Linked DNA regions of Mus musculus: regions 2, 3, 4, 5 and 6 are each linked to region 1. Evidence: chromatin loops called from intact Hi-C (ENCODE). Cell type or tissue: gastrocnemius. All regions are shown on one strand. Links, peaks and the distances in the headings refer to the core of each region. The heading gives the core; the rest is flanking DNA.

What was found. A loop is a pair of places that touch in the nucleus more often than their neighbours do. Peaks named below come from ENCODE experiments on the same cell type or tissue, not always from the same donor. Only the 100,000 strongest peaks of a DNase experiment are listed, where the experiment ranks them.
Region 2: it touches region 1 in a loop (2.6-fold over the local background); 10 of 42 quality-filtered maps call a loop at or near these places.
Region 3: it touches region 1 in a loop (8-fold over the local background); 28 of 42 quality-filtered maps call a loop at or near these places.
Region 4: it touches region 1 in a loop (7-fold over the local background); 6 of 42 quality-filtered maps call a loop at or near these places.
Region 5: it touches region 1 in a loop (3-fold over the local background); 2 of 42 quality-filtered maps call a loop at or near these places.
Region 6: it touches region 1 in a loop (4-fold over the local background); 8 of 42 quality-filtered maps call a loop at or near these places.

Annotation. Positions count from the first base shown.
Region 1 is chr16:50,734,775-50,740,170 of GRCm38, forward strand. No RefSeq gene overlaps it. Among named protein-coding and RNA genes, the nearest start is that of Dubr, 4.7 kb to the left of the region's middle. In gastrocnemius, for the core only: a CTCF peak has its summit at 2,204 (motif pointing left); DNase peaks (open chromatin) are centred at 2,186 and 2,823; H3K4me3 peaks cover 1,620 bases; H3K27ac peaks cover 1,508 bases.
Region 2 is chr16:49,497,841-49,503,236 of GRCm38, forward strand. No RefSeq gene overlaps it. Among named protein-coding and RNA genes, the nearest start is that of Gm4802, 88 kb to the left of the region's middle. In gastrocnemius, for the core only: a CTCF peak has its summit at 3,199 (motif pointing right); a DNase peak (open chromatin) is centred at 3,180.
Region 3 is chr16:50,253,825-50,259,220 of GRCm38, forward strand. All of the region lies in intron 7 of Bbx (bobby sox HMG box containing), which reads right to left. Among named protein-coding and RNA genes, the nearest start is that of Bbx, 180 kb to the right of the region's middle. In gastrocnemius, for the core only: a CTCF peak has its summit at 869 (motif pointing right); no DNase peak of the experiment used is centred there.
Region 4 is chr16:50,199,393-50,204,788 of GRCm38, forward strand. It overlaps Bbx (bobby sox HMG box containing), which reads right to left. Exons shown (of 17, transcript NM_027444.3): 15 at 2,986-3,183; 16 at 1,016-1,199. Among named protein-coding and RNA genes, the nearest start is that of Gm4827, 130 kb to the left of the region's middle. In gastrocnemius, for the core only: CTCF peaks have their summits at 2,337 (motif pointing right) and 2,537; DNase peaks (open chromatin) are centred at 1,025 and 2,336.
Region 5 is chr16:49,852,748-49,858,143 of GRCm38, forward strand. Cd47 (CD47 antigen (Rh-related antigen, integrin-associated signal transducer)) reads left to right here and starts at 2,914. Exons shown (of 9, transcript NM_001368415.1): 1 at 2,914-3,085. The coding sequence starts at 3,040. It also overlaps Gm4633. In gastrocnemius, for the core only: CTCF peaks have their summits at 2,443 and 3,144; DNase peaks (open chromatin) are centred at 2,847, 3,258 and 5,036; H3K4me3 peaks cover 3,330 bases; H3K27ac peaks cover 3,531 bases.
Region 6 is chr16:50,300,199-50,305,594 of GRCm38, forward strand. The region is part of intron 3 of Bbx (bobby sox HMG box containing); the gene reads right to left. Among named protein-coding and RNA genes, the nearest start is that of Bbx, 130 kb to the right of the region's middle. In gastrocnemius, for the core only: no CTCF peak of the experiment used is centred there; no DNase peak of the experiment used is centred there.

The sequences.
Region 1 (5,396 bases), core at 125-5,124:
TTAACTTATTTATTTATTGTTTTTTTTGTTTGTTTGTTTGCTTTTTGTTTTTTGAGACAGGGTTTCTCTGTATAGTCCTGGATGTCTGGAACTCACTTTGTAGACCAGGCTGGCTTTGAACTCAGAAATATGCCTGCCTCTGCCTCCCAAGTGCTGGGATTAAAGGTGTGCGCCACTATGCCTGGCTATTTATTTCTTTTACCATTTATTTATTCACTTTGCATCTGATTGCAATCACCCCTCTTCCCAGTCCCCTCTCTTATGACCCCTCCCCTCCCCATTCACCTTTCCCTCTGAGCGGGGGTGGGGTGGGGCGGGGGAGTCTCCCTTTCTTATCAATGTACCCTGGCACCTCAGGTCACTGCAGGTATATCCTCTCCCACTGAAACGCATTTATTTCAGTTCCTAGTTTGTATTGATGATCTCTCATTTTTATTCTGAACATTCTTCAGCTGATCTTAAAGATTATTGTTGTGGGGTTTTTTTTCTAGAAATTCTCAGAATCAACTGAGATTGATATTGAGATTTAATAGATAAAATTTTCAAGGTCAGAGGATTTTTTAAGTTACGTTTTGATGGCTGTGGTTTCTGGTTTTATAATATAATTAATTAAAAAATATTGTTCATGTTATGTTTCTTCATGTACTTTATCAAGGTATGCCTATTTTTGCCTCTGAATGTAAATTCTAGGCAATTTTAATAAATAATTTTGTTAAATTGCAGCTGGTTTAAGAGATTGTGTTATACACTATTATTATTTATGTATTTCAATTTTTCTCTAAATTAATTGTAATTCTTTCTTTATGATTATGGGCTATATACTTTTTCATAACTTTCTTTTAACCACAAAACACAACATATGGAAAAATTCTTAAGATGTGCTTTATTTAGATGGTTTGGGGTCTAAGTTTCTCTTTTTTTATTTAAGAAAATTTCTGTTCTTTTTTATAAGCATTTTCTTGCTATTTTTTGTCTGTCATCCATCTTTTTTTTTTTTTTTTTTCCTGAAATTCTCATCATTCCTGACTTACTTTTACTTTTGTTGTTGTCTTTGGGTGTGGCAGGGTGGTGGTTTTATTTATGTGTGGCAGGGTGGTGGTTTTATTGGGATCAACCCTAGTTTTCCCCTTTTATAGAGAGTGAAGACATTAGTTGACTGATGGATTCTGTCCCAGTTGTCTAATTTATAATATTTAAATGTCTAATGTTAAATGTTTAATGTGACATTTAATAGCCATTATTGTTGAGAAAAGTGGACCAAGATTCATATAAGAAAGACTACGGAGAGAGTTGACCATCCCTTTACAGAAGTGGTTGGGAAAAGCCACCCAGAATGTGATTTTTGCACAAACACTTCAGATTGGTGAAGGAACGAGTGTTTTGGATAAATGAGGCAAGAATGTTCCTGGAACAGCGTGGGCTGAGGCCCGGCAGCAGCAGAATCCCCATGCTTGGATGCCTGATCACCTTTTACCCTTCCAAACCCCAATGATCCTTGACTATAATGATCTTCAGGTCTCTGATGTTTCAATGTGAACTTCGTATTCTACCTCCAGGTCCTCAGATAAAGATCTCAGCGATAGCTTTGGGCTGTTTATCCAAAGCTTTACGGCTACAGGGGACATTTTTGTTGTTGCAACATACACATTAATGACTAACGAGTATTCAAAAGGCACAAAAACATCCACTCTCTGTATTCAGAAATGATAGGATCTTTTGAAGCCATTTGGTTTAAACTAGCTTTATCTTTTAAAAGCACAAATCCTTAACAAACAAAACAGAAAACTGTATGGCAAAGAAAGTAGCAGGAAAAGAGAGAAAGCAAGGATGAGTTTAATTTGTAAACGGAAGGGCAGAATTAAGGATGGTAACAGCGAAGGGACAAACTTTGTATCTCTACGGGGGAATTACTTCTGCCTTCTCTACGTAGTTTATTTGAAACACTTGAACTTCCTCTTTCCCTTTTCCATTTTCCTCTTTACGTCTCATTTTCTTGAGCCCAGCTGTCACAGTGAAGTCTGCCTAAGTCACAATTCATATGGAAAACTGAACCGTGCATTGTAAAATAGGACACAAAACAAAAGACTTCATCGGAGCTGAGCTCATCGCTCTTACACAGACCAGCGCAAACCCTTCAACAGTGTTCCGCACAGCCTGGGACGGTTCCTGCATTCTTAGTGTGCTACTGCCCCCTGCTGGTCATGCGGCAGCATTGACTCCAGCCACGAAACCTTCTCCAGTAAGGAAACACTGCGTGTTTCCTGCTCGCTCTCAGAAAAGTTAATGAAGATTTGAACAGACCGGTTCAGAGACTCCGAATAAAAGAAACGATTAGAGTTTCTGTCTTGTTTGGGGGCGCTTTTCGTTTTGGGTTTTGTTTCGTTTTTCTTATGAGTTCAGTTCCCCTTTCAAGTTTGTGAGGGAAGCAAAACACAAGGTCAGTAAGGTAACGTAAAAACAACCAGGAGATTAAAAACTAAGGCGGAGGCAATAGAAGTACAAAAGGAGTAGGCGACGGCGATGTCCACGCAGCAAGGTCAAGGCAGTCAGTCCCATAAAACCCTGTCGCCTTCCCCTAGGTGCTCGAGCAGAAGCACACTTCATGGAGGAACCTGGGTGGGTCCTTTGTGAGGTTCGGTTTTGCTGCTGGATTTGGTTACAGATGTTTCTCAAAGCGATTAGGATTTGGATTGGGGCCTCTACGGCAGGTCCCCGGCACACAACCCATGGATCTCATTTCCTGAGTGGTTCTTAGACATCCAAACAGGTCAGGGTCTCTTTCTTGGATGTCAGCCAGGAGCAACTGCGAGGACCTGAGCGAGCTTAGGTGTTGGGTGTTATCAGTTCCAGGCTTCCACGCCCTGACTTGTGTGGGTTCCTGCAAACCAGCACCCAGTAGGCTGAAGCAGCAGGTACCAGGATCCGCCAAGTGGCCTGAGGCTCTGCGGATGCTAGAGCCTTACTCAGCATTTGAGCCAGCTCACTGTCTTTCTCTGTGAGTCACATGGTTAGAGCCAATTCTTCCGCCTTCTGCCTATTCACATCCTTATTACATCAGTGTAGGGTACCTGAGGAAGGCTCGGTGTGGGAAATTACAAGTTTGACTCCTTTCCACAGGCCTGATGACAGTGAAGCCCATGTTCAAAAGAGAGCTTACACTTAGGATTCTTGAATAAATACCAGTTTACCATTGTTTTACTGTGCTAAGTTCACAGTTTTCTGGCACTCTCTTCTGTCTTTGGGGGCTGTTTATAACCCAAGTTGTTACCAATTAACTGTCTTACTTAATTTGTAAATTGCATATGTAAATTGTATATCTTTTTTTAAAAAAAGGAAAAAGAAAAACTGTAAGCATTCAATGGTCCATAAATTTCTATAAGTTGGTGAGCCACAAATCTTCTCTCTAAGCACCCTACAGGATGTACTCCAGTTAAAGTTTTATATTTTTTTTTCCTTCTGAGGTTCAGGGACTCACATGCTGACGATGCTGGAACTCTGTCATTGAATAACATCCATGCATAGGTATGCATGCACAGTGCCCATACATGTCAAATATCATTTAATTATGTGCACATATGCTTCAATGTGTTTATGTGCACCATATACATACAGAAGCTCATGAAGAGCAGGGTCTGACTGGATAGTTGTGAATCTCTGTGTAGGTATTGCAAATTGAACCCGGGTCTCTGCAAGAGCAATAGGCAGTCTTAACCACTGAACCATGTCTCCTGCTCCAGAAAATATTTTCAAAATCATCTTTATGATGCTTACTTTTAAATAGCATCCCCTCTCAATTCAATTTGTTCCAGGGTTCTAGGTGTTTAAAAGTAATTTGTATCCGAGAGACTGATTTTTATAATTGATGCAGAGGTGTGCTTATCACCCAGAGCTCATTTGTAACTGGAAGGGTCATCTGTTAATCATGTCACGTCTATTTCATATTTACTGTGAGTCCTTATGACCACTGGATTAGGTTCAAAGCTAACTTTAAAGCTCACGCGTACGACTGTGAGTTGCATTTGCTCAAGTTCCAGGAAATCTCACTTGCAGAACAGATCAGGTCTCTGTGATTGGGCCTTTCGTACTTTGCCTGGGTTTCTATTGCTCAATTTTCTCTTGACATTAATGCTGCCGACTGGAATGAAGGTGAGTTACAGTCCGGGTTTGCTTGTCTGTGTCCTCAGCAGCCTGCTACAAGAGGTACAAGGGGCAGGAGTGGGTGAGCAGAGCCTCACACTCACAGGCTCTGCTCCTCCCAAGGACAGAAAGATGCTCTTTGCCTGTTAGGGACATATTGCACATTAGCCTGTCCCCTCTTGTGACAAAGCAACTCTTCTCCTAAAAGCAAGAAACAGCATGGGCTGGAGAGATGGCCCAGTGGTTAAGATCGCTGGCTGCTCTTCGAGAGGATCTGTGTTCAATTCCCAGTTCCCACTCGACAGCTCGAAACTGTAACTTATGTTCCAGTGGAATCTGACTCCCTCACACAGACATGCCTGCAGACCAGACACCAATGCACATAGACATAAAAAATAAAAAAAAATTACTTATGTAGTCTGTATAGTGATATGCATGGCAGCTGGGGCTACATGGAAGGCTCTCTCAAAACTAAAAACATTCTGATTTCTCCTCTGGCTGAGGGGCTATTGGCAGTTGATAGCAGCTTGGGGAAGGGAAGAGCCGCCTTCAGGGTGGGACTGTTCGTCAGTTCCCTATGTTTGAAGGTATGATTATCCCTTTTGACTCAATAGTTTATTAAAAAAAAAAAAACCAAACCAAGAAGACGTGAAGTGGGGAGGGTGTTTGGTGTGGAGGAGTCTAGGGGGAGCAGGGACTGAGTCATAAGATATGGATACGGTCAAGTCATGTTATATACATTTATGAAATTCTTGAACATATTTAAAAACTTCCATTGATCTGGGAGGTAGCTCAATGATTGACACTGTGCCCTATGTACACAAGGCCTTGGGTTTTATCCCCAGCACTGCAATAAAAACAAACAAATAAACAGAATGGAAAATAGAAATGTCCCCCTATTGTTTTGTAGGATGTTTCTTCCAAAATTTGACTGAATGCTGATCCAAGCAGCTTCATGCAAGAATGCGATGTGATTCCAGTTATTTCTTTGGTGATAGTTACATACCCAGACTCCAACGAGTGGTGGATAATTTTGAGAAAACATATTTTATACTAATCTTAAGGTTGTCTTTCAGGTCACCTGGTAAAAGAACGAAGCCACGGGCAGCTGAGGATGGGCCCTCTGTGAAGTTCTTCACAGCCTTGAAACACTCGTCAATCACTCTAACTTCACCAGGATTTTGTCCACATAACTGTACTTTATGCATGGTTTAAGGGTAAACCAGTGTTCACATCACACAGCACCTTTTGTAGTCAGA
Region 2 (5,396 bases), core at 290-5,289, 1.2 Mb before region 1:
TCCTGTGGAGCCAATGTGGTGTGCATGATGTGCTTTGGAAGCCAATCTGTTGCTCTCAGAGTCTTCTCTGTTGACCTGTGTTGTACTTGACCAGCTCTGACTGGAGTCTTGTCTGTTGACCTGTGTTGTACTTGACCAGCTCTGACTGGAGTCTTCTCTGTTGACCTGTGTTGTACTTGACCGGCTCTGACTGGGCTGTGAGATGTGTTAGAACTGTAGCCCCCAAACTCAGCCATGTAACCACCTGGGAACAGGAAGCCAAGCCCACCACAGAATTTCTGATTCAGTGGATGGAGCCTGCAAATTTGCATTTTTTACAGGCTTTCAGGTGAAGCAAATTCCCATACTTAGGGTAGGACTGGAATATGGGGGCTTGTTTTGTTCTGTTTTAAGCTCTGCCGGTGATTGTAAGGCATAGTCAGAGTTGAGGCAAACTTCCCCTACATTTTCTCCAAGCAGGAAATGATTATTATTAACCCAAGAGTTTTCACTTGATGTCTTTAGTATTGTAAGTTTTTAACATTCTTGGCTTAACTCATTATAGCATATGACTTCAGAAACAGAGGAGCAGATGTGTTCTTGACTCTCATTCTTCTGGCTCCAGAATTCCTGGTACTATTTGGCCCTGCTCCATATCTTTTAGAGAATAGAGCCTCTCTTCAGGAAAAATCTGAACCAACCACAGTAGTGTAGTATCAGGTGTCTAAGGCTTGCCACTTTCTGGCTGACTCGCTGTCAAAGGCTTGTGTTTATGAGAGGCTCACTAGAACTGCCCTGTGTCTGAGTGAAAGCTACTGTCCTTCTAGAACCCCATCTGGCTGGCTGGACTGTCTGGGATCATGCTTTGGCTGCTGGTGGATGGTGTCCTGCTTATGCTTAAAGTTTCTATCCCAGTGTTGATTGGTGACTGGCACAATGAGACACTGGTATCAACAGAGAAGCACACCAATTAAAGTGCAGGGATTCCTGGACTGGGGTCTGTAAACGAGAGGAACTCTGTGTAGAATCTAGCACACCCACTGAAGTGCAGGAATTCCTGGTCTGGGGTCTATATGTGAGAGGAACTCTGTGTAGAATCTGACATGGCTCCTGAGAAGCAGAACTATGTGAAGTTATATGTATGCATACATATGTGCAAGGCACAAAACTCTGAATTAGGCTCTGAGGACCCCAACCTTCATCAATTATTGAGACCATTTCTGGCAGCTGGCAAAAAAATATATCATAGAAGGGATGCCTTCTAACTTAAAGTAACAGTAATGGGTAGCCTTGCCGTAAAGTTACCAAGGATAAAATTGGTCCCAGTAGTCCTTTGTAGAGAAAGTTGTGCTGATATCATGGAACAGAGATGAAACCTCCTCTCCAACATAGATGGTCTTTCCTCTCTCCCCAGAGCTAGTTTCTAGTCTCATGAACCAGATTTGAAACCGCATCAAGAATTTAGCAGAAATGGAAAAGGTCATGTTATTGAATCAATAAGAGGCCAAAGCCCAGGCCACACTGGAAGAAACAGAGGTAGATCAGAAGGGAAAGGAAATTCTTCCTTGGTGTAGTGGCTGTTCCTGGTTGTCAACTTGACTATATCTGGAATGAACTGCAATCCAGAATTGGAAGACTCACTTGTGATCCTGATCTTGAGGCCAGAAGATACAAGTTTCTGACCTGGATCTTGGCATGGAGATCTTGGGGTATAGTGGCTATGAATCCCAGGAGAGTAAAGCAAGGAGATCTCGGAGTTCAAGGTCATCTGGGATAAAGCAGGTCCCAGGTCCAGGTGTGGTGGTACACACGTTTAATCTAGGCCACACCTTCTGCTGGAGACCTACGTAAGGACATTGGAAGAAGGAAGATCCTCTCTCTTCTTTTCCTGCTTGTCTTCTGGGACTGAGCAACTGCTAGATCTTTGGACTTCCACTCAAAGCTGCAGCGGACCATTGTTGGGAAGTTGGAATACAGTCTATAAGTCATCACCAAATCCCTTTACTATATAGAGACTACCCATAAGTTCTATGACTCTAGAGAATCCTGACTAATACACTAGGGAAGATCAGCCTTCCCGAATTAACATGTACCACAGTATGGCACCTACCCATATGTCCATAACTCCAGTCTCAGGGGATCTGACACCTTCTTCAGACTTCCTAAGACACTAGGCATGCCACTAATGAGTATACACATATGCAGGCAAAACATCCATACAGGTAAAATGCTGTTTATTTGGTTTTTTTTTTTTTTTTTTTTTTTTTTAGTCAAAAGACTAAATATTCTCATAGCTATCTCCTCTTCAAACAATCAGCTAGAATCACTTTCCCTTGGCCCAAAGAAAGACCTTAGATAGGTTTTGAATGAGATTCTATGTGGTATTCTCAGACAATGTTTCTGAAAGCCCAGCCTATTTGGTAGAATCTTCAGTGTTAAGATACAAAGGTCACAAACAGTATCTGGCTTTGTCCCTGGGGTAGGCTACATAATTGGGAGAATCCTGAAAATGCCCTCATTTCCGAGAAGACTGAACAAGTGAACTGACAAGTTGGTTAATAAACCCTATGTAACCTCTTGACTCCCAGATGAACTCCATCTTCTTGATTCAACCTTCAACTGTAGACACATTGACTCATTGAAATTCAGCAGCTCTCTATACCACCACCAGGACAGGAAATAAAAGGCTCAGCAACTAATTTCAGGCAAAGACCTTTAGGAAGACATAGTTATGATAAAGACTGAGAGACCACCTGTACAAGCAGTGTCATTAGATCCACCTCAGCACTACAACTCTATCAGAAGCCAGGGAGGCAGATGTGTCCACTCGGCACTGTGTGCAGCTTTCCAGTGGCCAGCTCAGCTGGTTCTAGGTCATACTTATTCCTTTGTGTTTTCCATGTTTGTATAATGAATATTTTCCCATAATCGAATGAGTTCAGGTGGTAGAGTGGTGTCCCTGGAAGACTAGCTCTCATTTGCTTGATGAACTGTTTTCTTTACTTCCTGTCTTTGACTCTCTGACTATCCTTTCTGGGGGCCCACTGAAACAGCTATGTTAGCTATAAGGCTTCAGTGGTTAAAAAGTCACACGTAAGGTACTTTTCCACTGCCAGCTTTAGCTCTGTGTAGTATATCTTCCTTCTAGTGCGTTCAGTCAACCATCACTCAGCCCAGAGGGTGACATTGAGGACACAGCGCTCATTCCATTAGTACCACTAGATGGCAGTATATTCTACCAGCCTCATCAGGGCATGGCTTTATCAACTTGGCCATGTATTGGGGGTTTCTTTTTATTTGTTTGAGAATTTCATACAACATATTTTGAACTTATTAACCCCTGTCCCAATTCCTTCCTGAACGCACTCAGACACCCTCCTTCCCCATCCACCTAATAATAATATGCAGTTCCTTTTTTTCTAATTTCCTTTCTTCCTTCCATTCTTCCTCCCTTTCTTCTTTCTTTCCTTCCATGGAGTCATTCCCTCATAATGGATCTGAGGGCATGCATTTACAAGAATATATATATATATATATATATATATATATATATATATATATATATATATATATATGCATCCTTCCTTGTTCTACATTTAATACTCTTGACTGATTCATCCTAAAAGTGGAATATTCTAGAAAAATTCAAGCATAATAAATGTAAGCATTTAAATATAGTCACATCCAACCTGGAAGTTTTCTATTTTAAAAACTACTTTAGAATTCCAGTTCTTGAGCTATAGCTAAAAGGCCTAAGAATTAATGTGTGTATATATATATATATATAAACTCAAGTTATCCCCGGTGAACTCCTCTAAACCTTCATGTTCTCAGTGCATTGTAGAAGGTTAAAGGTGTCCATTTCCTCTTGAAGAGACTTACCATTCCCTCTGAGTACGTTCTTATCTAAGTGTTTGCTTGGGGTTTATACTGAAGTCAGCACCAAGATAACAAAGGAGATGTAACTTTTTTTATTTGAGAATTATTATTCTGTTTTGCTTTGAAAGCTAACGGTAAGCATTCCTCGGGCTACAGAGTTTGGTTCATCGTTAGAACTGGCCAATTAGAATTGGACAGAGTTAACTGGCCAATAGACAGTAGTCCACTTAGGTTCTCATGTCATTAATATCTAGCAATGTTTTGTTTGCATTTCTTATTCTTTTATATACATTTTGTCTTTGGAACAAGTCTTAAAGTGAACATGTTAAAAGTAGGGGCATCTTTATAACAGTCCTGGGAATAAATCCTTCACCTTTATCTAACTACTCAGAGATTCAGTAGATCTTCCTACCATAATAAGAGTCCTTTACACAGTAAAATCTGTTAAGTGCATCCTGAACCATTTTATTCTGCATTTGGTGGCATTAGGGCACTACTGTGTTGCTTGTTCCCTAAATGCTTTTCCCTCTATCTGTCTGTAATGTCTATAATTAAACATAAGGGCCCAGCTAGGAGTTGCATCCTTCCTTGTTCTACATTTCTAATACCCTTGGCTGAGTCTTCCTAAAAGTGGAATATTCTAGAAAAATTCAAGCGTAATAAATGTAAGCATCTAAATATAGTCACATCCAACCTGGAAGTTTTCTATTTTAAAAACTACTTTAGAATTCCAGTTCTTGAGCCTAAGAACCTCAGTTCCGTGAGGGGAAAAATATGGCCTGTACAAACAACTAGTCCATCCTGTTCTAACCTTTAGGGTCTAGTTTGAACCCAGAGCTCTCCCAGGAACCCTGAAGAGAGCTGCTTCAGCAATGGAGATTTTTGAGATTTAAAGAACCCCAAAAGTTCAATTCAGGCAGGGCCTTCGTTGGATGCCTTTAACATATTCACTTCAGAGAGCTCTGGAGTGAGATGAGAAGAGTCTCCGTCACGGCAGCTTCAACTCTCAGAAGCGGAAGCAGAATTTGAGAAGAAAAGGAAGAAACAGAAAACCAGAGGTTTGCACCCTCGCGCTGATGAGCAGCGGCTGTGGGTTTCGGAATCTTCTCAGGAACAGAGTACATCCTATGTGGCTGCCTTTAGGACAAGGTTTGGGGTCTTGCCAAAAAAACAAAGCAAACCAAAACCAAACCCAAACAAACAAAAACCAGTCTCACTGAGCTCTAGAACCTAGGGCATTAGTGCGATATCATTCACATGGAGCAAACAATGCTAATAGCTGCAGGTTTTATTTTCTTATGTTCAGCTGTCATATGAGGCCCCAGGAAAACATCAAAATGCACTCACAGGCCACACACACACACACACACACACACACACACACACACACACACTCGCGCACACACGCAGAGGGGGGCGGGGTGAGAGAGAATTCGAGTATCCTTGAATTCAAATCCCTTTCTTAGGTGTCAAAAAACTGAAGATGCTGAAGCATGGAAGAAACACCTGTCAGATGAGAAAGAAAGAAGTGTTTGCAA
Region 3 (5,396 bases), core at 222-5,221, 480 kb before region 1:
ACCACTAAACCTGCATTTTACTGTAGTGGGCCATGTCCCTTCCCAAAATCTAGGTCCTTGTGAAACTGTACCCAATAAAGTACAATGGAAACGGCATAGATTTAAGAACCTGGGAGAATGGGAGTCTACTACTTACTTGGTGACTTGTTCCCTGAACCTAGTCCGAAGACAGAAAGAAGCACCAAGACAACAGTAGACAAAAACAAGGAGGGCAGGAGTTGTAATACTAAGCAAAGCCAGCAGCATGAGAAGACAGAGGGAGAGCGTTCCCCAAATCCTAAATTTTGACTTAGCTGTAATTTTCAATAAGCAAGGAAGGGAAATAATACAGTTATAAGAAAAACTAAATAGCTGATGTAAATGTTTATCTAGAAAAAATTAAGGTAGAGTAAATTGCCCATTAAAATTTCATCAGAATGTATATATTCAAAGAAGTAATTTACATGTGTAACTGTGATTCCATGTCACCAAGGCAAATATGAATACCTTACTAACAAAGTAAAATTGGATATGATACCTGTTAGGTGTTCTTATCTAAAGATTACAGAATATAAAAAATGTGTTTATGATATGGCAAATATACATATGTATGAACAGAAAAATCTATACTTGTGAAAAAGAAGGTGGATTTCCTACAAAAGGCTTCTTTAGCGTCCCAGACTATGAATATTATGAAATATAAAATATTTATTATTTATGTAAATTAGTTAGTGAATGATTTTTTTTAATGGATCAACATTTATTCCTCAGCATCTATTCTTATGAATTAATGAAAATAAGTAAACAGTGGTAAAACAAGAAAAGAAAAAGAAAATAAGCAACCCTGTTTCTAGAAAGTCTCTGAAATAATACACAAAGCCACTAGGTGTTGCTATACACCCAAAAATGAAAATAGCTACAGGGATTTCAGTTTAAGCACACATTGCAATCTTCTCACACTCCATTGTCAGCCAGTTTGATTCAGCAATGATTCTCCGTAAGAAAAGAAGGGGAAAGATGAGTACAGTAGGAATGGCGACAAAGTAAGGGACAGGAGCAAATCAGTGAGAAATCTCAGGTCCAGCCTCTGGATACAAAGCATGACGGAGCCAGTTACGATCACAAGTGGCTTAGGAAGCTAAGTATTATCAAGGACTGTTCCCACTTTGCAGATCTCAAAGCACAATGCTTGGCACTGTGATAAATATACAGGCTACAAAGGAGCAAGTAAATACTGTAGATCAACCATCTATTCCTACTCTTGCTAGTTCAAATACTCACTTCTCATTCACTTGTTCAGGAAGCACTATGTACCATCATGGAGACTGATAACATTAAGAAGTTTAAATACCACGTGCACCCAGTGTAAAGCAGGAAATAGAATGATGGCTAAGGGATCCTGCCAGACCCTTGGTCTGTTTGCAATTCAAGTGAAGGGAAGAGCTACACTGCAGAAATGCAAGTGGAGGCCTATGAGAAGGTTCGCTGGGAGCACAGAGAAAATCCTTTACTCTCTGAGTACTTGAGTTGGAAAGCAAGGTGGACTTCCCCTCAGCAGAGTAGTGAGAGTGACAAGTTACGGCAGATGAAAATATACAGAAGCATATTCTTGCTGTGTTTCTGAGAAATGGTCACCTCGCTGGTGTGGGTAAACGATAAGACACCATGTGAGTGTAATGGGAGATGACTCTGGCTGACAAAACTAGGACTCAGTTAAGTCTGGAAATTAGGCTGGAGGACACAGAGGGCTAGCCAAGGGTCTTAGTTAGAGGAACAGCATGATGAGAGATATGCAGTTAGATAATTATGTCAGAGGCAGTCAGGACAACCTTGGCTGGCAGCGACTGGAGGCAGGAGACCAATTAGCAGGTAGGAGAAATAAAACTGCAGAGATATGGGGCTCCAATTAAGTCAGAGATAGCACTTGCCAGTCCTCAGAAATTGTCTGGAAGGATATCAGGACATCAGGAGAAGGGTCAGTCTACACCAATATCTTCATGGTAAATAAAGCTGAGAGGAGAAAGGCTTGATGGGGGCACAGAGTATCTTTCATGGGAACAGTTTAGCATAAGAGGCGTGTGTCTGAAGGTCTAACTGACATTGGTATCCTATACTAGTACTGGGCTACCATGGGAAACAGAACCTGTTGTATCATATGGCAGAAATGGGTGAGAGTTGGGGGAGACACTAGTTTTACTCAGGGCATCCAGGCCACCAGAACCCTGCCTGCACTTCATGGATAGTTTTCTTATTATCAGAGTCTGGGCAACAGAGCACAGGAAACCCAATGTTGTTTCTACAGACAGACGACTATAATAAAAGTTGAGACAAAGGGCTGAATCTTTCTTTCTCAATGTATCTGATGAAGTGGGAAGGCACTCTGTCTTCTTGCCATCTTTAAGCATCTATGATTGCCAGCACAGATCCGGGAAAGGGACCTGACGGCCTTGGTTTTGAGTCCCACTCCTGTTGGAAGAAGCTGGGCTCCTTCGCATGACAGGCAGTACTGTCTACAAAGTAGAATAAAGCAGGAGCCTTGTCAAAAGAAAGAAGAAAACAATAAACAACAACAAAACCTCTGGGTACCTCTTCCTTTTCACTGTAGAAGTTAAACATAACACATGTCTTAACAAAGTGTATTTAGAGGCAATAAGCCCATGAAAAGAGGATAAAAGCTACTAGCAGGTAAAGAACAGGAGAAGAAGCGGAGATAATGGAATTTAATGTGTTTAAGTCTCCTGGAATAGCTAAGCATACTAGTCTAAAACAGGCACATATAAAATTAACCCAGCTGTACCAATGGGTAAGAACAGATTTTTTTTCCTATTCCACTGATATCAGAAATAAAAGTGAAAACTTTCAATTTTATCTAAATCAATATTTGAACACTTAAAATTTAGCATTTAAAAATGCAGATATAATCCTGCAAAAGATATCGGTGAAATTAACTGTTCTGTGGCTCAGACTTTGCATTTCTTCATTTGATGGAAGTCAGGAGGGTGTAAGTCCCAGAGTTAGGAGTTCCTCACTCTGTGGCCTCGGTGAATGCAATGAGGAAAAGAACAATAGGATTCTTGGGAAAGCAGAATGAGCTAACTGATGTGAAGGCTTATTTAGCCCTGTCTAGCTTGAAAGCAATCTCAAAATGACCCCTTGTGTGGCTGCTGCAGAGTTGATGCTAGGGAGGTGGAATTGAGTCATAGAGTTTCCTGGGTGCTGCTACACAGAAAACTGGCTAGTCCTGCTGCAGTGAAATCTGTGTAGCTAGACGACTGCCCCTGGTCTTTCACCCAAGGGCTACGTACTCCTGAGACTGCTAAGAGTGCAGTATCCTTACTTAAGGCATGGGTGAGCAGCACTGAAAGGATGCAGTATTGGATAAAGCTAGCTGTAATGGTTACCTACTCTATAGTACTCAGTTTCTTAAAGTCCATCTAACAACTTAGGAAATTAAAAAAAAAAAAAAAGAAACTTTCATCGTAAGATTTCCATAAAACATAAGGCTAAAAACACTTAAGTGTTATAATATATTTAATGGTAACAGCACGTGTTTTAAATATTGCTTAGCTCAAGAAATCATCAACATTCTGAAGAAGATGAAAGACTGTTGTTTCATGATATCAAGTATATCATTATCAAATTTCAATTAGGTATTCCTATCTTATTTTATAAACGTGCAGGTTATCGGTTGAAAAATGAAAAATAAAAAAGATTTTCCTTGAGAGAATTACCTTTCTTTAAGAACTTGAGCCTTAAGAGGTATCAGGTACATAAAGAGCAGATATCTGTGTATGGTCTATCCCCTTACATGCCTTCCCTACGGAAATCATTCCACGAACACTCAACATCTGACTGAACATATGAAAAGAGATGGCACACAGTTCACTACTGCCCATTTCTTCTGCAGTATGGCCTCACTGGACAGGCCTCTGAAGGGGGTGCACTCTATCTGCTAGCTCCTCTTCCACTAATCTACCTTACGTAAATTAAATTAAATTATCCTGATCCTCTAGTGATGATGAAGAAATTAAATTACAATTGTAAATTCTTCTAAAGTTTCAATGGATCAGGAACTCTGTGTGTGTGTGTGTGTGTGTGTGTGTGTGTGTGTTTACATGATGGATGTTTGAATAACTAGAATAACTTATGGTGATGATCCTGAATATTTACAAGAATTTTCAGGAAGTAAAAAAAATGCCTTACAGGCTTTATTTAATTAATCTTTGCAGTATTCTCGGGAGCTACAGAAATCAGGTATTATTATTATTAGCTCCCCTTTGTAGAATAGAAGCCAAGGCAAAAAGTACTGATCAAAAAAGATCAAAACTGTACTGTCATATCTATTTGCTAGACCAAAAGAAGCAAGCCTTCAAACACCAGAGACCTAATGTCTAAGGTGCTTCTCATACATACTACTAACTCTGGCTCTGGCAATTCAACTGAATAGACGTGCCTTCTACCATCAGAGAGGAGTCTTTTTCCTAACTTCTCCTATCTACCATTTTGCTTCCTTCTGTTCTAGCCAAGACGACTCTGTTGCTGCAACAGCGAATGTTGTCCTTGCCAAGATTAATCCAACGACTTCATGCATTTTGTATTGAACCACTGTCCTTTCCACATAACCTCTGAATCGTCCACACTCTGCTTTTATTTTAAATTTTAATTTAGCTCTACATTTTTCACACTAGCATGGATCACCAAAAAATTGTTTTGAAGATTACTTTTAGTAATTCTAAAACACAAATATCACTTTCTTTGTATTTTTATCTTCTAATAATTTACAGGTGCTGTAAGAGTTTAACTCTCTACTGCCCCTTCCACCCAGAATCTGAGGGAAAGGGTAGTATTTTTGTTTCTTCTGCCTTTTTATTTCCTGTTCCTTTAAAGCTAAATAACAACATGAGCACACTTAAACCCCTGAGTGTTTCATTTAGGCTGGTTCGCTTCTAGAGTTCAAGAGGGTTGGTTCTTCTGGGTTATTGCTCAAGCAACTTCATTTGATTTCTGGCTTAAATGATTTGCTACAATGTCATATCATACCCTTCTACTTCTTCCACTATGATGGGGCCATTTCCTACTGTGTCGAAAGCACTCAATAGACACATGCTTGCTGTGTGTTGAGGCAGGAGTCATTCCATTCTGTCTTTGTCTTACTCAGTATATCAATTTTTCTTCCCAAATCAATTAAACAAATACTGTTCTTAAAAATATTTCTCAAATATTGACATATATGAAGGCTATCATTTATGGAAAATACAAAACATCAAATTTATAAAACAAAATTCAACCCTGACTCCAGCTGACTGCAGCCAAGAGCAAAAGGTCTTACTTGGCTCAGAAACGGCAGTGTATAAGAATGCCCAACTAATAGTGCCACAGATCTATTGTGGTAAATAAACTGAGACCTGGAGGACAGG
Region 4 (5,396 bases), core at 315-5,314, 540 kb before region 1:
GGGAACCAAAGAGTTCTCAGGACTAATCTGGTCAGCTCCCTGTAGCTTTTGACTCTTTGGGGAATATCATCATGTTCAACTTAAGGTGAAAAAACTGAGTTGCAGATCATAGAGTTGAAGAAAAAAACGGGCTCTGTGTACCATAAGTCAGATGTCAAGATGGCCCTTACCTTGAACCCATGGTGTTTTGATGGGATACTGTCATGGCTACTAACAAAATCCTTTATCAGCAAGATGCCACAGTCACTCACACACCATCTCCATGCGATAAGTGCAACTGTGGTCACTTAAATGAAAAATGTTCCACTCGCTTGGATATTTGAGTACTTGGTCCAGAGTGGTGGTGTATGGGGAGGTCATGGAGACAATCTCCGAGAGATGGAGCCTTATGGGAAGAAGTTTGTGACTGGGGACGGTGGGGAAGACTTTAGTCTTTCCCCACTTCCTGTTTCCTCTGTCTGCTTTGTGCTCAGGGTTGAGATAGCGCTCTCAGCTACCTGCTCCTGCCACTAGGCCTGCTGCTTGTTGCCATGGCTCCCCACCATGATGGACTCTTAGCCTCTGCAACCATAAGCTCAAATAGAAGCTTTCTTTCCAAAGTTGCTTTTGTCATAGAGTTTTCTCAGAGCAACAGAAAATTAACAAGCACAGCCTCTCCCAACGTATACAAAACAATTGGTAGGAGTGAGAGAGGGTAGTCACCATGCTCAGGACACTGTCTGCTCTTCCCCCACCTCCTTCAGGACCTAAGTCCAGAATGCTTACATAATCCTGCTTCTTTACTCACAGGATTTTCATGGGAATAACGTTTAGCTACAGGATACTCTGATATTCAGATAAAATACGTAGTTGCCATGTTCACTAATGTTCCCTGCACTGTTAATTCACACATACATATAAATAACCGTGTCCTTGAATTCAGGAGGAAAGCCAGCTCATTGTGTGACACGCCAGTCAGTTCTGGCACGGTCGGCCGGTCTCCACAAGCTTCCTGGACTGACGTTCGATCGCTCACCTGTGCACATTCTCCATGGCCGCAACCTCAGCCAGTGCAGCGAGGCTGAAGAACGCAGACACAGCAGGCATGTCTGGAGTGCTGCTCCGTGGCTCCTCAACCGTGCTGTGTGAGCAATTGTCACCGCAGTATGTCCCAGGGACTTTGGGGAGACTCCTCTGCAGTTGCTCCTTTGGTTTGTCATCTGAAACAAAAGAAATCCATCACAGGAGGCTCCTTCAGAGAAGGATCCTGGGAAGCACTGTGCGCGACAGTGTGGAGGGCTGTTTGTCCTGCCCATGTCTGTCTGCTACCTTCAAGTAGCAAGGATTAGACAAGTCTCTTTCCCAATGGCAACTGTAGACTCTACCCTAAACCTCACTGGGGAGAAGGTATGTTGTATTCACAAAGAACCGGTTCAGGGTTGGGGTAGGTTGTAACCAAAATGAAACCCAAGAGAGTTGTGTGATGGTAACACTGTCACAGGAATGTGGGTTTGGGTCTTATGTAGTTCTAAGGGGTAGAATGGACTGAACAACAGATAATCAATCCTGCTGAGCTCCCATGTTGTCCCTCTGTTCCAAAGACCTCATGGTCAAAAATCAAAGGATTTTCTAGCACCTATGGAAAAACAAAGGGAGAATACTTTCCTTAATATGCAGACATTGTAGGAGAGACAGAATTTTAAATAATATTTCAATTTAGAAAACCAATAAAAGATATGCTGTTATAATTAAGACATAGAAGTGGCATAGCGCTTTCCTATGTAAAAGGGAGTTATTTTCTAACATTTCTCTTTTTTTCCTACAAATGAGAATGAATGAGGATATAAATGAACAAGGACATAACAATCTATAAAATGAAAGTTACACACGAAAAATAGAAAGACTACTTGGGAAAGGGGGACCAGTCAGGAGAGAAAACAGAGTAATATGATGAAATCACATTACATACATGAGTAAGAATGCCATTATGGCAACCACTTTTTTAATATATAAGTAAATACAAGTGAAATAAGAATAAAGAAAAGTGAAATGGAAGCCACAGATCAGAATATACATTAGAAAGCGAGGGGTGGAGCAGCCAGATCCCTGGGGAGACATTAGTCTTCACACTGACCTCCCACTCACAGAACCCCACCTCTTCAAAGTCTCCCCTCTGACATGACAGTAGAACGAGGAGTCTCAATCTGCCTTGTGGTTCTAACAATCATTTAAAACCACAAGACACAAGAAAAGGGCAAAATTAATAAATGGCCCTCTACTTCTAACTCAGCTAGCAGTTCATCTCTCTGAGGACTGATATTAAGCCAGATCAGATCAGATGGAATGCTACCCCCACCAGGGGGCGACAGCACAGATCACTGTGCCTACCTGACACCCCAAGCTCTTCAGGGCATGTTGAGTCATTATTGTACCCTTTAACCTTGAGCCTTTCAGAACATTTTAAAGAAACCACCATAAACAAGGAATAGATCATAGCTAAGAAAGGAAGTGGGTAATTTTACTGTCTGTTTAGATCAGAAAAGTAAGAGACGCAGACATATTCTCAGGCTCCCCTAGTGGCTTGAATCAGCACTATAGAAAACGCTGAATATATTTTTAGGTCCCTAATTCATTGCTTTGAATATCTAATAATCTGGCTTGTAATGACATGAATAGAACAGCGTGAGTTCACCCAGATCCATCGAGTAGCTTTGAAAGTCTAGGCTCTTCTGGAATTTACTTAAGACTGTTTGGGGGCGTTCTGATGAAAAGCAGCTAGTACCCCTAAACATTACCTCTCCTCTCTAGAGATTCAGACACACACTTGGAGAAACAGCTGTGGCTGTAGAGCATGAAATAGGGCATGTGTGGAGGTGAAAGTTTCAAAAACACACCAGGTCTTTATTGAGAAGCAACACTTGGCTTATAGTCATTTGGAGGCCAGCGCAGCCATGGTGGACATTTGCTGGCTCTCACAACCTTGACTTAAAAGATCTTGCTTCTTACCCAAAGTACCTCCTGCTGGTGATACTCGGCCATCTGCAGTCCTGACAAGGTGTGTGATCTTGGTTTTCCTTGCTTTTCTCTTTTGGCTGCCAACCAAAGGTTCTTGCATTGTTGTTGGCTCTGGAGTGTTGGGAATGGATAGGGCATTTTTAACCTTAAAAGCAGGCTCTGTGGTGCTTTTATCTTCGGAAAATATGGCTGAAATAGGATAAACACACAGTTATACACAAAGCCATAAGGCATCAGCACCATCCTGGAAAAGACATGTTTCTGTATGCCTGACCCATCTGAATGGCAAATTTACACTCATTTCCAAAACATTGACAGAAAAGAAAAAAGAAAGAAATGAAAAATTCCCACAATTTGTTTGCTACTTATTTATATTTTCCTTAAATTTGTAGAGGTTGCAAACACATCCTCTCATGCCTCTTTTACACTGTGAAGGACTAGATCACGTATGAACAGCAGGCATTTCATGAGTGACCTGCCTCCCACCAGTGACCTCCACCCTCAGCTCCCTCACTCCCTCTTCATCATCTTTGGATTTGGTACAGTGTTTGATCTGGTAGGTGGAGGTATTAATGTATGCAAGCCTACTGCCTGTATCCTAAGAGATCACAAGTTCTGGGTGTGGCCAGGGCACCTTTCTGAGACCTTCTGGGCCAGTACAGTTGGGTAGGATGATAACAGTACTTTCTTGTTTGAAGACATAGAGATTAAATATGTACTTCTTATATTCACATTAACAGCTGGGACATTTACCTTGAAGCACCAGGCTGGACAAAGTAGAAAAACTGTGAGGCTTAAACTTTTCTCATGCATACAGACTTATCAGATAAGGATAAGATAAACATTGGTAGGGTCAGCATGCAAATGGGACTCTGAATTCTTGGACAGAGTGAACACACTTAATGAGATAATTGAATGAAGCACAGTTCATGGAGAGACTGGGTTTTGGCACTGTAATTACAAAACCAATAAATCATTTAATAACACAGGACTGAATTCTCAGTGACTACCATCAAGGGTATGGAAGGTACAGGCCATTAAAAGTCTTCTTCCTTGGTTTTGATTACATGGGAACACTTGTCCCACACACTAACTTCCTTATGTATTCCTCCTTCCACTCCCTTATTTTGAAATTAAAAAAAAAGAAAGAAACATGTAATTACAGTATAGTAATCATTAAAAAAAGTAAATATCCTATGGGACTAGAGAGGCGGCTCAGCACTAAGCCGAGTGGCTGCTCTTCCTGAGGACCTGGGTTTGATTCCCAGCGCCCATGTGGCAAATAATAACCCTCTGGAACTCCAGTCCCAGGGAATTCAATACTGTCCTTGGGCCTCGGAGAACACTAGCACACATGTAATATGCAGACATACTTGAACATAAAATACTTACACAAGGAGGCAAAACATCCATACATCTAAAATAAATAGATTTATAAAAGTAAAAGCAATCAAGTTTCATGATTGGTGCTTTTTTTCTTTTTTCTTTTTTTTTTTATGCCAGTGACTGAGCTAAGGTTTTGGACAGGAAAAACGTTAGTAGTCATTCAATCTCCTAATAGTAGGCACAGAAATCATTTTTGACAAAGAAAAGGGAAGACTAGGTCAGGAAATGACTTGGGAGGCAGAGGCCAAAGGATGTTTAAAGTTGAGGTCAACCTGCTCTACAGAGTGAGTTTTAGAACAACCAGTGAATCTTTGTCTTGAAAAACCAACCAACCAACCAACCAACTAAACAAAAACAAAAATATATGTACAGTATAAAAAAAAAGAGCAAGAGAAAAATCTAGTAAGAACAGCTCTAAGTGTGTGAAACTCACTGCTGGTATAAATACTCCTCTAAGTCTAATTGAAAATTTTAATCTAGCTCTATAGTGATTTTAGATATAGCCTTGACAAAAGAGGACTACAAATTAGAGATTTTTTTTTTTTGCCCTGGAAATCATAGATATCTGAAATGAAGAGGTTGATTCATACTCCAAACACATAGGAAAATTACTACAATTCCACCAAAATAGAGTATGGACTTCTTTTTGGCCGTGTATCAGTATCTCAGTACTGCAACACAAATGGCTGTGTGGGGACAGGCTTAAGGCAGCAATTACTGGTTTCACAGCACTGCCTCAAAACACCCGGTAAGCATGCCTCTAAGCACTATCGAAAGTATGGACTCCACAATCAGAGAAAAGGCCTTCTTATAATTTAGACCTAGTCCCAGGTTCAAGAGCAGAATAGCTTTCATCATAGGTACTCAGGCTTAGACTACTGGTTCTTTGCTTCTTAGCTTAGCATGGGCCAATGGAAATATATATGTAAGCTCTTTAAATATAAAAGCTTTAATAAAAAAATTTGCTACAATTTAGTTAGGAATAATTCAAGTAAGTTTAATGACTAGATAGCCTT
Region 5 (5,396 bases), core at 188-5,187, 880 kb before region 1:
TAGCCTATATGGCAAATTCTGGGCCAGAAGTATTTTAAAATATGATCTTCATTTGAAAGCTAACCAGAATGTCTGGGAAGACATTTATTCTTTAAACTGTTTTTTTTTTTTTAAAAAGGTATAGACACTTTCAGAGAAATGATACACAAAGTAATTCTTTAGTCTCTACATATAAGCACAAACATGTGCCCTTGTACCAGTACATGCATGAACATGAAACACCCACATATATCATGGACATATAAGTAACCAGAAGCATCAAGAGTAAGTATATTGCTGTATCTATATAAGATTTTAGATATGGTCAGAAGCAGATGTAAGATTGGGAGGAAAAGGAAAGTTAGTATGAGGCTAACCATGAAAGAGGAACTAGTCATGAATTGAGAAGGAAGGCTATGGGGTAACTACGTGTCTTATCATAGATACCGACTTCTCTGAGCTTGTAACTCCATATTCCTCCACTCTAAGGTCAGAAGTGATTCAGGGGAAACCACACGTCTGATGAAAACTCAAGGAAAGGGCCCAGGTGAGAGCTCCAGAGAACACCAGAATAAGTAACTCCAGGCCCATGGTACCTCTTCTGTTTCCTTATCTGAACTGGGCACAACACCCTACCCACAGCTTGTGTGGAGACTCTTAATTAACATAGTTAATGTGTGCTACCTGTGTTCAAAATATCTAATGTGCACCTATCCCCTCCTCTCTCATGCCAAGCTCAAAGTCTGGATAAAAATGTTTGGATCAATTGGAAGAGAACTTCTAAGGACTTTAGGTTCTGGACTTGGAGTTTAAGGTTCTCTCAGAGAGAAGTTATCAACTCTGCAGAAATTGCTATAGAACTTTTCTGGGATAGACTCAACCTCACGCCCCATCTCAAATGCCCGAGAGAACAGTTACCACCCTCTTGACTTCTCATCCAACCAACTTATGCCCATTCCATTTTCTGCACAAGAAGACAATCATATGGCCCCCGTAGCTCCCAGCATAACACAGAGCATCACTGGATCTCCACCTCTGCAGGTTGGGCACAGTGTTTTCCAGTCAGTAGTCAGCTTTACAGGGTTAGCTGCATCCAGGAACAGCTGACAGCCTTTTTTAGCCGAGCAGCTGCTCTCTGATACACAATGTCCCTAACGCTCAAGGTCTGGTGAGCGGTCATTGTTTTGTATCCATATCAGCATTAACCGGTTCCTTTGATAGTCGGAGGGTATCTGGTCTGCCATTGAAAACCTTAACCATCAGAACTCTTAAGTCACATTAACACATCATCTAGATCAATGGGGGTGGGGGGGAAAGGGAACTTTTGGGGTTTAAAGAATTGATAATGTGGAGGAAATCTCTCTCTCTCTCTCTCTCTCTCTCTCTCTCTCTCTCTCTCTCTCTCTTTCTCTGACACACAGACACACACACAGTTGTATACTAAGGGATGTTTGTTGAGTGCTATTCTCTGAGCGTAACAGCAATCATGTTCCTCAGAACAGTGGTGACTACTTGTGACTCTCAAGATAGGATGTGCTGACTGTGGATCTTTCCTCCAGGAAGGAGAGTGACAGGAGGGTCATTGAACCCTTACTTGAGATTCTAGCTACTTCCTCTTGCACCTCTCAGACACCCCTAAGTAGGTGCTAGAGTATGCCGACTATAGAAGGGTATCAAAAGAACGGGGAATTCATGCTGCGGTGAAATTTTTAGGTGTGGTTGCTTTCAGATCTTCTGCGCTGCTGGGTGGGAAGTAACTTATAGCAAGCTCAAGAAACCTTTTGGTCCAAGACTGACTTCGGTGGAATCCTACTTTAGTTTGTTGTTGGTACCCTATCTGGGAGGGAGTGGTTATTTCCTTAGGAAAATAATCATGAAATAAGGACACTGTCACAGCATCATAGACAGTGGCAAGTTTTATCCTGAATTGGATTGCTGCTACACTGGCTATTGAGAAGGAAATGGGGTAGAAGACTTTAAGAAGTGCAATAAATAGTGTGATAGTCTTTTAGCTCAGCTCAGAGAATATCACCCAGAATGGGCACCCATTATTACAGAGATCAAGTCCTTTTAGTCAAAGGACCTTTGCCTCAGGGTGAAGAGAGTGGCTTAGAGCTACACTTTTAAACCTATTCAAGAACTGAACTCAAACAGGTCAGAGGTCTACACAAGGATGCAGACATAAGCCAGTTTCCCAATATTGCCGATAGCGTCAAGGATCTGTTTACTCACACGGGGCCTGTCTGCCACAATCCTTGTGTCTGTCACCCTTTCTCCTTCGTGGTTTTAAACTGCTCATTATGCATGGAACTTGATTGCCCAACCCTGCTTGGGGGATGAAAACATTAGCCAACAAAGAAAGAAAAACAGATAAGGAGGTCCACTTCTGGAACAAGTCAGACCGGGGAGAGATCAGGGCCAGGGGGAGCCAGAGGGAAGGAGTTCCTCGGGGGCCAGGACCTGGTCACAGCGCCCTCTCTCCGCCCAGCCCTGCGGCTCCAGGGCTGCGCGCCTTGGGAGGGAAGATGGTGAAAGCAGAAGCAGCGCCTACACCGGGAGAGCAGGGAGGAGGAGTTGGACTGAGGTTGGGCGGCTCCGAGGTCCAGGGCGAGCTTGGCCAGAGGGAGTAGAGAGCAGCGGGGCTGCGCAGGGACGCGTGCCGTGAGTTCCGGTGAGCGTGTGTGTCCCATGCTCCCGTCTTTCAGGCCGGCCCAGGACACGAAGCCGGAAGAGAGCTGGCTGGAGGGACGGGGGCCGTGAGCAGAGAGTGCAACCCGCGCAGCCCCGGGGACAGGCTGATTCTTGGCGCTCTCCGCCGGAGCCTGCCCAGGGCTGGGTGTGAGGCTGGCGTCACGTCAACGAGCAGAGGCGGCCAGGCGGGGCGGAGTGCGCGTGCGCGGGGCGGCGAGCACGCGCGCGCGCGCACCCCCGGGCAGCCTGGGCGGCCGCTCCTGCCTGTCACTGCTGCGGCGCTGCTGGTCGGTCGTTTCCCTTGAAGGCAGCAGCGGAGGCGGCGGCTGCTCCAGACACCTGCGGCGGCGACCCCCCGGCGGCGCGGAGATGTGGCCCTTGGCGGCGGCGCTGTTGCTGGGCTCCTGCTGCTGCGGTGAGTGGCTCGGGGATCCCGGCTCTCAGGCTGGTGCGCAGCACCCAGGCGCCCCCGCAGGAGTGTGGGCTGCACCCCCGCCGGCCAGGCGGCGCCCGGAGGAGAGCAGAGAGAAGAGGAGAGGGGTGGCGGGATGCGCGGGCCCTGCGCACCCGGAGCGCCACTGTGGGAGGGCCCGGCGGGGCATCGGCGCCCCTGCCTCCTCCCTCTGCTCTCCTTCCCTAGTCCCTTTCCCCCCCGGGGAGAGCGGGCTGAAGCTCCTCACTCTCCAGTGCGCACACGTAGGAAGAACTGGGAACAACCGCAACTGTGCAAAACCCCAACTGCAAAGAAAGCGAGGGGGCAGCTGCCGCCCCCCCCATCCCCTCCTCTTGCACCCCTCTCCTTTCTCAGAGCTTTCACGCAGCATTTGGGGTTGAAGGACTAGAGTGGGAGGCCCGGGCCTCTTGTGATGAAGTGCGCATTTTGGTGAAGTCGACCAGAAAGGCTTTTTGCCCTACCGCGTAAGCACTGGAGCAGAGAGAACACGGTGGACCCAAGTTTTATTTCCCACCCAGCTTTTATCGAAGCTTTTTTTTTCTTTCCCTCCCTCTGACCGCGTATTTTTGTGGTTGTTGTTTTGAATCCTCAAAACAAGCTTCCTGGAAACACTTCTCGTGACACCCCCGCTACCCCCCTCCCTTGCCAGCACTTTAATATATTCCTTATTGTAGATTAAAGTTTTTTTTTTCCCTCTTCCTTGGAGCAAACGTATTTTAAGATTTGCCCAGATATTGCCAGTGGTCTAAAGACAGTAATTGCCAGGGATGCACCTCCTCTTTTGTAAAGTATTTTGCTGTTTATGAACGCGTACCTCCTTTGTAAAAAGCCGAGGGAAGAATAGGAATTTTTGTGACCATATACCGCCCGGCAAGCTTCATATCTGCAGATTCCTCTGCGAACTTTTGGTAAGAATCGGAACAGACTTGCAGCAGGATAACAGCAAATGTTAAATTTGTCTTAGGATGGATGCTAAATTAATTGAACCTTAAACTGATGGTTAACCTCACAATGCCTTATAAAGGCCAGTGTTTGGGATCTATTTCCAAGATGCCCTTAATACCCTGCCCACCACTTCCCTCTCCCAATCATCCTGGGTGTTGTAGCTGATAATAATAAAGACCTGTGTTATCTAAATTGTTGGTATTGGATGTTTTCTGATTTTAGTCGTTTTTACTGTGCTTGTTACCATCGTTATCATTATAACACTGTTTTCAAATACCTGTTGTATAATCAGAGAGCTTTCATATTGAGCCAGATACAAATCTGTTATAAAATGCTACTGATTCAGACCATGGACAGTGAATCTTGTTTGTCTGAAGAGTGAAAAGTCTAAGCCATATATTATGTTTTTTTTTAAGCCTAATTCTCAAGTAGACTAAAAAGCAAAATTATTAGAATTGTAGTTTTGGTGATAGGAATTGTGGTAGGCCTTTGTTAGCGATAATTATGATCACATTCATTAATGCTCATTTTGTACAATGTTAGTACATTTGGTTCTATAAGGAGTTGCAAAATTCAGAACTTTCACTATTTTTATTGTGTTTGCTATTGACTAGGAAAGAAAAACAAACCCAAAATACAGGCATTATGGTTTGGGGTCGTTAGATGTTTGTAAATCAGCAATTGATAATGTTTGTCAAAGATAAGATGGACTTTTGTTTGTGTATCATATGTAGGTTCGAAAGAACACACATGAAAGCATGCTAACAGTCTCAGAACACAAGCAGTAGGGAACCTGGAGACTGGATTTAGCATCTAGCATGAGATGAAAGTCACGGATTTTTAAGGTTCATTTGTGCTGAAGTTCGATTCTGTTTTCAGTTTCATTTATAATGAAATGGGTAACCAGGGGCCATGTCCTTGTAATCTTCACAGTTTCACTGACCTCTGTGGTAAAGGGGGAGTGGGGTGGGGTTCCAACACCCTCTTCAGCCAATTACAGCGGAGTGCAGCCCCATGTAACCCTTTAGAAGATGTGGAATGAATGTCTGTATTCCTTCCCAGCATGTCCAGTTATACTTCCTTTAAAGGCATAGCAGTTTCCAGGGTAGTCACCAACTAGTAAATAAAACCTTAAATAAATAATATCAGTTGTATATGTGAACCATTAAAATTTTTTTTTGATGGTTGAGTTATTTTTCTTTGTTCAGAGTGACTTTTAAAAGTCAGGCATGCACGTGATTAAATTAAAAAATGTTTTTATTATCTAAATATAGCAGTAATTTAGCTGCTCGCATAAGAAGGTTTTCGTTTCTCCTGAAGAATAGAT
Region 6 (5,396 bases), core at 85-5,084, 430 kb before region 1:
CTGCGAATACCACTGGGTCTGATATCATTTCAGCAAACCATGATGCTAATAAATACTTACAGTTCCATAAGTTCTCCTTCTCTAATAAAATGGCTATTTTCTTTTAGCTGAAAACACTGCCTCTGTACTTATTAAATGACAGCAATTTTACAGATATATAAAACACATGAGACAGCAGCTTAAAAATACAAAAGTTCACAAAACAAAATACAAACAAGCAACAACAACAAAAACAAACCAGAATCCCACTACTTTAGAGAAACACTAAAACAGGAAGAAACCAAGACAGGATATCAAAATTGGATGGGGGGGGGGGGGGGAGGGGAGTCAATAAGTGTTTTGTTTTCCTAAGAAATCCACTGTGGTCATACTTATATACCATAATTTCAATTTTAAAAACCATATGTATGTTTACATTTAAATACAAGGTAAAGAGGCTAAACACCACAGGTTCACAACACATGGATGGGGAGTAGTGCACTGAAGGTGAGGCCTAGTTTCCTTTGTGCTGCCGAGTATGATTCTCATCTGACTTATAAGCAAAAAGGCACTAGCAAGTTAATTTAAAATCAATTATTTTAAATGTAATTTAGCAAGACAGAGTATCAAATTTCTGAGGTACAAATCAATATGCTACCTTGGAAAGTCACTTTCTCTTGCCAAGCCTTTCTGTGACCATGAGACATCATTTCACACTTGTTCAAAATGAATTGCTTCACTACTTAATTACTGCCACTTGGCAAATAGGCCTTTTGTCTGTAATTCAATTATTGTGGGAGGTTTATAGTTTGAGTATTAAGAAGTGAAGCATTTACTTAACTATATACAGAAATAAAGATTCAACATATCACAGTCATTATAAGAGTCACTGAGGCAGTGCATGCATACCAGGCTGCCTTTATATTTTCTATAAGTCGCACCAAAACACCTGCTTAAGTTCTTTAATTTGTACCATTTCTTCAAATAAAGAATTTGGTACAAAAAAAAAGTGAACTCTATGGTCTATGTCTATGGCATGGCTGCCCTAGGCTATTAGCTAAAGTTCTGGCCTATCCTGGCAAAGGACATATGCCGTTCTGCCTAGGTTCCTTAACTCAAGTGATTACCATACTTTGATTAGAGACCAGAGTCGAATTGCTGCAGAGAGGCCCCTCCCACAAAGCTCCTGAGAGTATCTTGTCACCTAGGACAGAGAGTTTTGGTTTGTGGGTGTGTCTTTCACACTCTGTGGAAGCATGGCTGCCATACAGACTGCATTCACTGTGTGATGAATACGTGATCTGTCCTCAAAATAACCAAGCTCAAGAACAAATGTCAGAGACAGTTGAAGAAAACAGTGAATCATGTATAACCTTAAGAATGCGCAAAGGAAGGAAAGAAATATCTCTTAAGAAAGAAAGGTTTGCACTTCAAAGCTTTCTTTCCCTCAGTCTTGTTTCCAATGCCTCATGAATGTACTCTAAATCTCTGACTTAAAAAGGAGGAATGAAGTTAGCTTGAGTGCAGTACTCTGACGGACCTCCTTGTCCCTCTGCATTTCCTTACACTGCATGGCTATGAAGAATGTAGTGTGTGCTGTCATTTTACACCGTGTTTGCAATGCTAGCATGATATGCAGCTGCTGCGAACACAGCCTCCTCCAAGGACCTGGACTGACTTATGATCCGCAGGTATAAAATTCAGAGAATGTGACTGTGTCACAAAAGAGTCAAACTGACCCTTAGATAAGCAACCTCATAAAAGTATACACAAGATCATTTCAATTAGTAAAAAAATAAGTGTGGAAATTTCCAGAATTTAAACAAAACTACAACGCATCTACCTTATTGTTCATGTATATGGAATGTGCCCTCTGTGTCCAAGTGGTGGAAACTTTCAGTCACCTAACTGTTTCTGCCCAACTTAGCGATGCACACCATGCTAACCCAGCACTCCTCAGTGTGGACACTTTTGGCTTTCTGGATGGGCCAGGTACTTTATTGGCAAGACCTTTTCACTCCTTAGCCCATGCCCACATTCTTCGAGTCCCTTCTCCAATCTCAGGATGAAGCAACCTACATTCACCCCATCAGTGTGACAAGGTCTCACAAATTTCAAAGCACTTCCTGGAGGGTAGTAGGGCCTAGCTGGGAATCACTGCACCATCTATAAATGAAAACTAATTTTAAGAGCAATCTCAGTAGGGCTTTTATCTTGGTGACAACATTTCAACTTCCATTTCCCAGTTATTTCCAAGAATACAAAGTCCATTTACTATATCCTACAATATTCTTGACTAGCTTACTTTTTTTTTTTACAATATATGACTGCTTATAAACCCCAAGTTATAAAAATGTCTCTAATATTTCTACTTGTGTTTATTTTTGAACTATCAAAACAGGTTTGCCCTTCATGAAGTGGCTATACAGTGTCATCATTACCACCATCACAAGGGCTTACACTACTTAGATGCCATGTTACTCAGAGCTGCAGGAAATGAACTCTTCTCTCTGCTAGGTGACATAAAGATGCACACTCCAGGATCTACTGGGAAAGGATGGTGTCACAAGTCTGGGTTGACTAATAAACAGAACAATGAAAAGCTCATGAGTCATCTTTCAAATATGAACCGCCACTCTTAAATTTGCAAAAGAGCAATGAAATTCCAAACTATGATTATTTAGAATTGTAAATCTCCATTTTAAATTATAATACTTTTACAATGACTTAGCATGAAAGCTGAAATTTTAGTGCTTCCCTTACATCCACATGCAGCAAGCCTGAAGGACCTGTCAGTAACTAAATGGCCCTTTAAGAAACTGGCGTTACAAGACCTAACTCAACCGAAGTACAGATTGTCTCCTCTAAATATTATATAAATAGTGGTTTCTGGTTCAACGCTGGCCCTCTCTCTGCTCTTTCCTCCAACAGTGTAATTATACTGTCAGGTACAGCAAGCCCCACTGCCTTCACAATATGACTCTCTCACCAATCAGCATGCTCATTTTACATGGAAACAACTCTGCTTTTACATGACTATGAGAATACCACTTGTGCTCCTTGGCCTCTCTACAAATACTGGATTCCTACAACCCTACTTAGATTTGGAAACACTTGTCTTGGGAAGAACCAAAGATGGTATGTTTGTCTGTCTCTGCTCCACTTAAAATAGGCCGCTCAGATGTGTTGATAAAGCCTACTTTTATTTTACTGAGTATGTATGGTGCCTTTTACAGTCCAGACTTTTCCAAGAATCAAAAGTTTTACGTGGTCAAACATGTAATTTTCCCCTGTCATCCAAAACCAGGGATTCCTTGCCCACGTCTCACTATCTTCCAGGAACAGCGGTTCACCAGGAAACAAATAAAAAAAGTAGAAATTTCATACTATAGTTATTTATTGCTACCAGGATTTCTGCTCTAAAAATCCAGTTTTGATTCTTTTTAGGTTGTCATAGGCTGAGTTGTCCCAATGAGACAAGTATCACATAATAAAATAAATTAATGTTCGGTTAAAAATCAGGTTTGGAGGAAGAGTAAATTTCAAATTCCACATGGAGACATTTTTAGACCAGTAGATCTCAACCTGTGGGTCATAACTCCTTTGGCAAACTTTTATCTCCAAAAATATTTACATTTTAATTCATAACAATAGCAAAATTACAGGCATAAAGTAGCAGCAAAAATAATTCCATAGTTGGAGTCACCACAACATGAGGAACATTAAAGGTTTGCGTTAGAGAGGTTGAGAACCACTCCCTTAGACAGAGAGTTCAAGATGGGAGAGGGCTTCCTAGAAACCCTACAGTACAATTCAGAGGAAAGTGTCTGGATTGTTCTAGTATCTTCATTTTTATTTGCTTGTTTTACTTTTCTATTAAAAACAAAAGAAAAACAAACAAAACCAATGCTAAAGCAAGTGATCGCATAATACAAGAGACCTGATGCCCCTAAGATTTCACTGCTACTGGACATATACTGTGCCCTTTTTACAGAGGCTGTATTTTGATCATCAGAAGATGCCTGATGCTTTTGTTATAACTGGAGTATATTAGGTGTTTAATAAACATCCATTAAATAAATGTTTCTGCAATTGGGAAACTATTGTACTTACTACACTCAGGACAATATAACCCAGACAAAGCTAAGAAAAGATGGTGACAAAGCCCCTCAAAATCTAAGAGACTGAATCTTGAACAATTTACTACTTATATACATTGCATACTGAAAATTCTACATGGTTGTGTCATCTTACGAAGGAAGACATGAGCTGTTTGAAGCATAACTGAAATCTATATTCTCAGTATTGGAAACCTTGCAATTTACAAACTCATACTCAACAAGAAATCTGATGCTACCGATACCCTTTTGAAAGCAGTATATAAGGGTTTAGAATGAAGATATGTCAAGGCTCAGAGAGAGGAAGAGGAGGGCAGAAAGATTCTAAGAGTCAGAGGCAAACTCCAAGGAAACAGTGTCCTCCAGATGCACAGGATACATACAACACTTCACAGAGACTATGCACACACAGAGGCTGCACAGGTTACCAACCGGACTAAACCCCAGCGCTGAGAAAGATAAGTGGACACAAAGCCCCACTGCTTACAGAGAAGCTATCGCCAATTGATACCTCCAGGAAAAGGAAAATTAGTTTTCTCTAATAGAGTGTCACAGGTATGTCAACCACACTGCAGGGCAGACCCCACGTCCAGGAAAACAAAATGAGCTCCTTTGTGCATGTTTTGTTTCATTTTTTGTTTTGACTCATGTTTTTGAGGGAAAAGAACATGGCCTTGGGTAAATAAGGAGGTAGAGAGAACCGGGGAGAGTTTGGAATAAAGGAAAGAATCCGATCAAAATATAGTGTATGAAAAAATTAATAAAAAAATGAAAAAATTAATCAGAAAGAAAATAAAATCCAAGTTCTTAACTATGTCTTGAAAGAAACTCCAGATTACTTGTCAACTGCGTTTGCCGATATCCAGGTATTTCGTGTTATTGGGCTGAAATTTAACAGCATAGACACGCCAGCGTTCCTTTTATCCATAAACTTGTATGCACAGTTCCCAGGCTCCTTGCTCACTGCGTTACTCTGGGGGAACAACCTAATCTTTCTGCACCTCTCACGCTATATTCAGAAACAGGAAATGGCTGTCTCTACAAATCTTCACACCTAGTCATGTTCCTCCTTAGAACTCTGGCTTCCACAGAAGTGCTTATGAAGATCCGCTGTTATTATCCTTGCAATTAATCACAGAACATAAACATTCAAATCAACTTAAAATAAGTTGCAATTAGCAAGTTCTAGCTCCTGGCTCATTAGCATGCACAGCTCATGCATTCAGTACTGCTGAGCTACTGCAGCTAGATGTGCTAACCTTAGCTCTGCTGCTTGTTTGCCTGATGCAGGTTCTTTAC